2 separate regions of the Mus musculus genome follow, and region 1 is linked to region 2. The links are chromatin contacts, found by Hi-C or POLR2A ChIA-PET in ENCODE. All regions are on one chromosome and are shown on one strand. The core of a region is the stretch at or near the end of the contact, and the rest is flanking DNA. Distances in the headings are between cores, read along the strand shown. Region 1 holds the start of Tmem89 (transmembrane protein 89). Region 2 holds the start of Slc26a6 (solute carrier family 26, member 6).

The links. A loop is a pair of places that touch in the nucleus more often than their neighbours do. ChIA-PET counts read pairs that join two places held with the same protein, here RNA polymerase II (POLR2A).
Region 1: a map of regulatory T cell shows a loop between it and region 2 (19-fold over the local background). The contact joins the promoter of Tmem89 here to the promoter of Slc26a6 in region 2. A Hi-C loop is called at or near these places in 5 of 37 maps with a recorded cell type or tissue (T-helper 1 cell, T-helper 17 cell, T-helper 2 cell and 1 more). POLR2A ChIA-PET finds 5 or more read pairs at or near these places in 3 of 5 experiments (all embryonic stem cell).

Annotation. Positions count from the first base shown.
Region 1 is chr9:108,912,473-108,916,456 of GRCm38, forward strand. Tmem89 (transmembrane protein 89) reads left to right here and starts at 2,147. Exons shown (of 2, transcript NM_027066.1): 1 at 2,147-2,485; 2 at 2,893-3,091. The coding sequence starts at 2,162. The coding sequence ends at 3,078. Slc26a6 (solute carrier family 26, member 6) reads left to right here. Exons shown (of 20, transcript NM_134420.4): 19 at 1-74; 20 at 297-577. The coding sequence ends at 311.
Region 2 is chr9:108,852,282-108,855,775 of GRCm38, forward strand. It overlaps Slc26a6 (solute carrier family 26, member 6), which reads left to right and starts at 1,762. Exons shown (of 20, transcript NM_134420.4): 1 at 1,762-2,553. It overlaps Celsr3 (cadherin, EGF LAG seven-pass G-type receptor 3), which reads left to right. Exons shown (of 36, transcript NM_001359572.1): 36 at 1-688.

The sequences.
Region 1 (3,984 bases), core at 897-3,396, 61 kb after region 2:
TCTTTGCCTCTGTCCATGACGCTGTGACCTTTGCCCTCAGCCACCGGAAGTCTGTCCCTAAGAGCCCTGTTTTGGTAAGCTGCCGCAGCCACACTGAGCAGTTTTTGTTAATCTATTTCCCCACCCTGACCCCAACTCCAGGAGGTTGGTGACAGTGCCCAGGGCTCTGGCCACGTTGAACCCATCGCTCTTCCCCTCCTGCCTGGAAAAATTTGTTTGAATGGGGAGATATGCTATTTGGGAGTTCAGATATGTCCTCCGGAAACTGACTGGAACCTCCTCTCTAACCCACGCAGGCCACCAAACTCTGACTTTGCTGCAGGAGACTGCCTACCTCTGGAGGTTGTGACAGGTCACCCTCATGAAACCCCCTGCCTCTGGGCCACCTCCAGGTGCCACCTGGGACTCCATTCCATGTACCTGCACATACAATTCATGGATGGATGCCCTGGGACTCCCAAGTTCAGTGCTACAGGCCTGGGGCAGGGTATTGCAGTCAGGCTGGCCTTGGCTGGGTGCTGAAAAGGAGCTGATGTGGGAATACAGCTTTGGGAATAAATTTGTCTGTCCAACTTCAGGCTCTGCTGTGGCATGGTCAGGGTGTGGCTGGGGTGTCGAGTGGTCTTCAGCACAGACTCCCAATCCTTCTTATAAACCCTAAGGTAGACAGAACTAGGGTGTAAGATTTGGGGAGATCAGGGACAGGCAGAGAGCAAGCTGAGTCGGGCAGCGGTGGCACCCAGGATGGGTTAGTATTTTATAAGCTTAAGGTTCTCTTCAGTTTTACAGACAGTCCTTTAGCTCTAGCTGGGAAAAAATAAATGGAATCAAAACTGTAGATCAGGACAGAGCCATTCTCGGGGATAAACCCGGTTAAGAGGCAGGGTGAAGTTGGTGTTTCTGAGAGATGTGGCGTGAACCCCTGAGCTCCCAGCTAAAGAACAGAGCCATTCACATGGTCTGCTGCTGGATTTAAAAGTCAGGGTTATGAACTGCTTACTCATAGAGCACTGAGATCGGCAGAGCATGTCAGTCAAGAAGCGGCTGACTTCAGGCATAAAACAGCAACATGAGTTGGTCCCTTGGGCCACTGACCCCGTGATGGGAGGGATAGGGCAGTGGGCTCCTAAGCAGTAAAAGGGAGGGTAGCCTCATGGGTTGCCTGGTGGTTACACATGGGAATGCCCAGAGAATGCAATACCCACATTTCCTGCCCAGAACTCATGAACTTCACTATTCATCAGGTACGCTCCAGGCGCGGTGCTAGGTACCGGGCAAGTTCCCAACTGTAGATAGAGGCTTCCTGACCTCCAAATCACCCAGGCACCCTTGCCTGGGCCTATTTATCGTGGCTTTTGCCCGTGTCTGGCACCAGAGTGTTTACAAGCCATCTGAGCTCCCGCCAAAACGCAGAGGAGGAAGGCAGTGCTTTTTGTTCATCTGTTCTGTCACGCTCCATTCTGGCACTGGGTCTGGGTGCTCGGTAAATATTGTTTGAATGAAGACCTGGAGCCAGAGGCAGACCTCAAACAAGAACTTGTCAGGCTGGCCTCGGATGGGTTCTAGGAGGAAGCCGGTATGTTTTTATAGTTTGAGAATAAAGATGATTATGTAGGTAGCCAGAAATGCTCTAAAGAAAATCGGGTGGGGGTCAATGCTAGAGGAGAAAGGACTCTACCACCAAGGTAGTCATGGAGGGGTGACGGCAGTATGTGAGGCTCTCTCTAACCTTGGAAAGGTGACTTTCTAGGAGGGAAGCCATGCTCTTTCAGCACAAGGAAGGGTGGTGAGGGAGGTCTGAGTGAGGCAAGGACAGCAGCCAGCAGAAAACTTCAAGGAAGCCACACTTGGAAGTGCTTGCAGAGTGGAGCTGAGCTGGGTTTCGGAAGCTTCCCTGTGCTCTGTTTTACCAGCGTGGCAGTTGCTAGCCGAGTGGAGAACATTGGACCCTAAAGGCAGCAGGGTGCTTAGATTAGGGAAGGATGATAGGAGGGTTGGAGTCCATCTCCCCACTTCCCATCATCTGGCCAAGCTGTATTTTGAAAGGCCATGGGCCCAGCTGGAACCTGCTGCTGCCTCAGAGCTGGGCCTGCTCTTGGGGGAGGGGTGTTTGCCCGTTGCCAAGGTACCAGGGTTCCGGCTCCTCGAAGTGTTAACAGTCATGCTGTACACATTGCTCTTAGTGCCATCGCTGTTCCTGTTGGTGATGCCTGTCCCTAGCCAAGGCTGGTCTAGGCCCCTCTGGTACCAAGTAGGGCTGGACTTGCAGCCCTGGGGCTGCCAGCCAAACAGCCCAGATATCTGGGGCTGCCAGCCAAATAGCCTGGATAGCTGCAAGAACAGTCTGGGTTGCCCTGGCTACTGGTTGGGCCTGGGAGGAAATCGCATCTACCCCGTGGCTGGGGTCACAATCACCACCACCATGTTGCTGGTTGTCAGCCGTGTGATAGTGCACCGATGGCGAGCTAAGGTTGCTAAGGGTCAGGTGAGCACAGCTCCACTCTGTCCTCTGCAGTTCCTGCTTCTGCTCATGCCCCCTGGGCCATGCCTCCCACTCAACCTTCTTCCTATCACCCTGGCTTAGGGCCTGTGGGCTTCCTGTCTGATCCTGTCCTCCTCCCTGTGACCTGTTCTTGCATCTCCACAGAACCTATGTCTACAACCAATCCATCCCTATCATTCCTTAGGACTAGTCCTCTGGTCCATCTGTCCCCATTCCCATTCTTCATCCAGCCACCATGGGCCCCAGGGCCACCTAGCCTCTGGAGACCCAGTGACCTATTCCCCTGTCCCCCCATCCTCTTTGACACTTCCCCACATCCCTTCTCTCTAGCTCCACTCTCACGCTGGTCCCTGGCCCTCCTCCACCCTCACACTGGTCCTATATTTCAGCTCCCAGCAGTGACCTCCAGCTCCGGCAAACACTGGAAAGAGCAGCCCACTGTCTCAGACCGCACGCTGGTCCTCAGGGTCCTTCACATGCTGGACGCCATCCTGCTCCACATTGAGGGCCACCTGCAGGGGCTGGCTTCCCAACAACAAATTCAAATAAAAGGGTCCCCCCCTCAGTCTGGGTGACCCAATATATGCTTCTCTTTCTCCGATTGTTGTCAAAGATCAGCTCTGACGTTCAGGGTAAACGGAGACAGGGCATAGGAATGCTCTTCTTTTTTGGTCCCACAAAAGAGATCAGTGAAAAAAAAAATTCTACTCTAGCTTATATATCCCAGCAAAATCTTTTAAGCAGTATAGAAATAATATGATTACATTCTATTTTTCTTTTAGTGAATGATTATAAAACAAAACAAAACAGTAGGTTCCTCAATATCTTTACATGAAAAAACATTTTGCATATTACAGGTTAAAAAAAAAACCAGAAATTATTCCCAAGAACCCACATACATCTGTAACTAAGCAACTTGTTATAGATTAGTGTGGTGTGAGCAAGCAAGGTAAGTTTCTCAGCCAGTTTGTCTAACTGGCAGGCAGCATTTCGTGATTACAAAGAAAGAATCTATTTTATTATTTATCTTAAGTAATCCTATAACTATTTAAAAGAATCACAAATCTAAACTTTTATATAAAAAACTACTTGAAGACCTCAGAATGCACAATAGCAATTTTTATTAAATCATATCAGGAAGCTGAGGGCAAAAATGGATACAAGAAATGAATCATCACCAGTCCAGCCTCCAATCTAGCTAGATTGTTCTTGTTCTCTGACCTCAAAAAGTCCCCAGCTCAATTATTAAGAGTGTGTTTTTCTGAACTTCAAATTGTTTCCTAAGATTTTCTACATCAGAGCCAGTAGCAAAAACATCTCAAGCTAAGTTCACTAGCAGTTTGTTTTTCCAAATGCTAAGGGTGGCAGTCATTGCTGACAATCTCCATCTCTAAGTTCTTCCTTCTCCAGGCCGTGATAGAACCATAACCTGCTCCAGCAGCAATGCCTGAGAGAGATCAGGCATTAGCACTGTGAGTGCC
Region 2 (3,494 bases), core at 512-3,011:
CCTTATAAAGGGACAGGTAACTGTTAGGATCCTGCTCACAAAACTCTCTTGTTAGTTGTCTGATGTCCAGTGCTGGGGACTTTACATTTTTGTTACTTTGTTTACAGATCAAGATTATTTTTTTAACATGGTTGGGTTTTATTTATTGTTTACAGCTTCAACCATTGAACTTACACACTTTGTTTTATAGTTCAGAATGTTTCCCCCTCTTTGTTTACAAGTGAAAGGTAGAAAAAGTGGGGGAGGGGCCTAAAAGACCCACCTGCGATGCCCCTGGACCTGGCCATCTTGAGGTAGGCTTCTAATCCCAACTTTTCCCAGGTCAAAGGTCAGCTGAGTCTTCTAACAGCTTGCCCCGAAAGTGGCTCAGGACCGGGGTTCTGTGCAGCCGCCACCCACCCCTACCCTGTGTTTACTCTTGGGAGGCAGTTTCTGAGATTCAAAAAAATCCCACTTCACTGCCTGTGCCAAATCCCACCAGCCAGGTCCCCAGCTCTCTTTACCCAGACTGACCCCTGCCCTTGAAGGGCTGAGAGGCCTGTCGGTTGGGAGAGTGTCCTTGCTATGTCCTAGGTTCTGTAGATGCCCGTCTCTGGGGTCCCCTTCCAACAGTGGCCCTCTTTCCTGTCTGTGTAAATTGTTCCGTGAAGCCGCGCTCTGTTTTGGGAATAAACTTCTATAGAAAACACTTGTTCCTCTTTCTGTCTCAGCTGTTGAGAATACTCACCCAGGATGACCTTTGTAGGACTCTGAGCTCTCCTCCCTCCAAAATAGCCAGTTATTTTTAGCCCATTTCATGGGAGATTTGGACCAGGTTCCCATTTCTTTCTGAAATATGGCCTCTCACCTTGTGACTGGAGCCTGAAGTTGGAGCGCAGGAGCTGCGCCAAGAGAAGCCACTTTCCTGGTCTAGGCAGTCATATGAGGGTTTCCTTAATATCCAGAGGCTGACATTTGTGGCCCTGCCCATTAGTCACCCCAAACCTAGGCGTTCCCACTTCAGTTCCTGCTTACCCACCCACACTCTGGCCCTTACTGGTCTTTTCTCACTTGGATCAGGCCAGAGCTTCCAGACCTGGAAAGGATCCTGAGTGCTCCATTTCCAGTCTAGGCAGCCAGGTGTGAAAGTGAAAGGGGGGGGGGGGGCTTAAGAAGCCACCCATGGTGACAAATACCTTTGATCTCTTCTTTAATCCCAGCACTCACTAGGCAGAGGCAGGTGGATCTCTGTAGACAAGTCTGGTCTACAGAGAGTTCCAGGACAGCCAAGGCTAAACAGAGAAAACTTGTCTGGAAAAAAAGAAATGGAGGTGGGGTGGGGCTGGTCTTGAGGACCACTGTGCCAGGTCTCAGAAGGAAAAATCTGAGGGTGATACTCACAGCTTGGTGGTCCCTGAGAGACCCTACAGGCCTAGATCTCCCACAGTTGAGGCTGGGGCCCCTGGTTGCACACCTAGGCATCCAGATCGGTCAAGAATGTCTCCTCTGCATAAAGTGGGGACCTTCTACAAAGCATACAATTAGGTCCAGCCACTTAAGGGCACAGAGGCATAACATTGGCCAAGCGTAGCGCTGGGCCTTCGTTCCAGTCCTCCAGTCTCAGCAGAATGCTCCAGCTCCCAGCAGGTTAACAAGAATCGCAGGCAGGGACAGAAGCTAGGCCGACGGGAAGGAAAGGGTTAAAATTTTATTCTCCGGGCTCGCCCCGCCCAGAGAGTATGACTTGGATTCCACCCCCAGAATTCTGATTGGTCTGATCTTGCACATCCTAGCGGTGGAGCTTGCGGCCGGCCAAGTTCTGGGCCTGGCGCCACCTTCTAGCCGGTAGTGGCCTCCTGGGGGAGCTGTTTGAAAAGCGGTACACGAGTTACCCTCTGAGGGCCATGGGACTTCCCGATGGGTCCGGTGAGTTGCAGGGCGCTGCCCAAATTCCGCGTGCCCGCGAAGCGCTAGTAGTTCTGTGACTCCCGGCCTGGGTCAATTCAGGAAGGGAACCTCCAAGTCCCCGACAGGCATTTCCCGTCTGCGGAGCCTTAGTTTACCGCCTTGCCGATTTTCCGAAGGAGGTTATCCATCAACAGCGAGGGATGGGGGCGGGCTCTGGCGCGACCCCAGCTCTTGAGGGTTGTACTGAACGTCCCTGGAGTGCTAATAAGGGCGCTGCAGGGAAGTTGCTGCTTACCGAGGAGTCCTGGCACGGGAGGTGTGCCAGCTGGGCGCGTTGGGACTGGGAGAGAAACCGCTGCAAGACAGGCTCTAGCCAGGCGGTGGACCAGCCGCGGCCTGAGTCGGCAGGGTACTGTTCACATTTGTCGCTGCCGGCCCTTGTGCCCTCCCAAAGGGAGGTGCCAAGCATCAAGGCTCCGCCCTCCAAGGCGCGTGCCGCCTGGTAAGGGGAGGGAGCCCTTTAAGAAGACTTGAGAGATCTTGAAGGAGGGGAGAGGGGCCGCTGAGATCTCCTGGAGCCCGCGGTGCAGAGAATCTCTGAAGATCTTCCTTGCGTCTGCACTGCTCCCTCCTCCATTGGATACCCAGGTTAGAGAGTCTTCCCAGGTGAGTTCCTACCCCTCTGGTGGGATTCTCTCCCCTGGTTATAGCCTCTCCTAGATCAGAACTCACAGGTGATATCTTTCCCACAGGCTAGCCCCTCCCCCCTGCCCACTCCAAATTTGTTTCCCCTGAAATATATTTATAGAGAGCTGCATTCCATATGGAGGCACCCCCCCCCCAGATCAGAGTTTCTTCTGAGAGACCCCCTCAGATCCTATTCTCTGGTAAAGTCTCCCACTTCCGAGAGAAGTGCCTCTCCAGAGAAGTGCCTCCCGATGAGAGATTCCCACACCCCCGGTCAGAACTTGCCTGGCTGGTGAAAGCTTTCAGGGCAGAGTTCCCTCCAGGTTGGATTGGCTTCCAAAAGCTCCTGTTCCCAGGTGAAGTCTCTCTACTTCGAGTGGGAGCCTGTCAAAACTCCCTGGAGGTGAGAGCTTCGACCCTGGAGTCTTGCTGGACCCTGTCCTGAAACTGGAGGGCAGTATTGCTTACAGACCTCTGGTTTGCTAGTTCTTATCTGTCAACTCGCTCTCAGCCAACAAGGTTGGGCTCCTGGTGGAAAAGCTGGAAAGGGGACTGGACAGGAATTGATTCAGGGAAGGAAGCCAAGGGCCTGAGAGGTAGGGGCTAGGAAGCGCAGTCAGTTTGGACCTGGACCCAGACCTGGACTTGGACTTGAAGTGGTACTCGGGGCTGGGCAGCCACACCTGAGCTGGATGTGTGGGCATGCTCATCCATCTCTCCCTTCCGGAGAGACTTTGGCCCAGAAAGAGTCTTCCAGCAGCCAAAGTTCAGATACTGCCTCTGTCAGGGTGTGAGCACGGGGCCCTCAGAGACCAGCAGAGTTAGCTCTACCCTTGATCTTTGAGCCCAGAAAACTCAGGTATGTGGCTCTGTGGTCCCAAGTAGAAGTTCTATTGTATATCTGTGGTCTCACCTCTCTA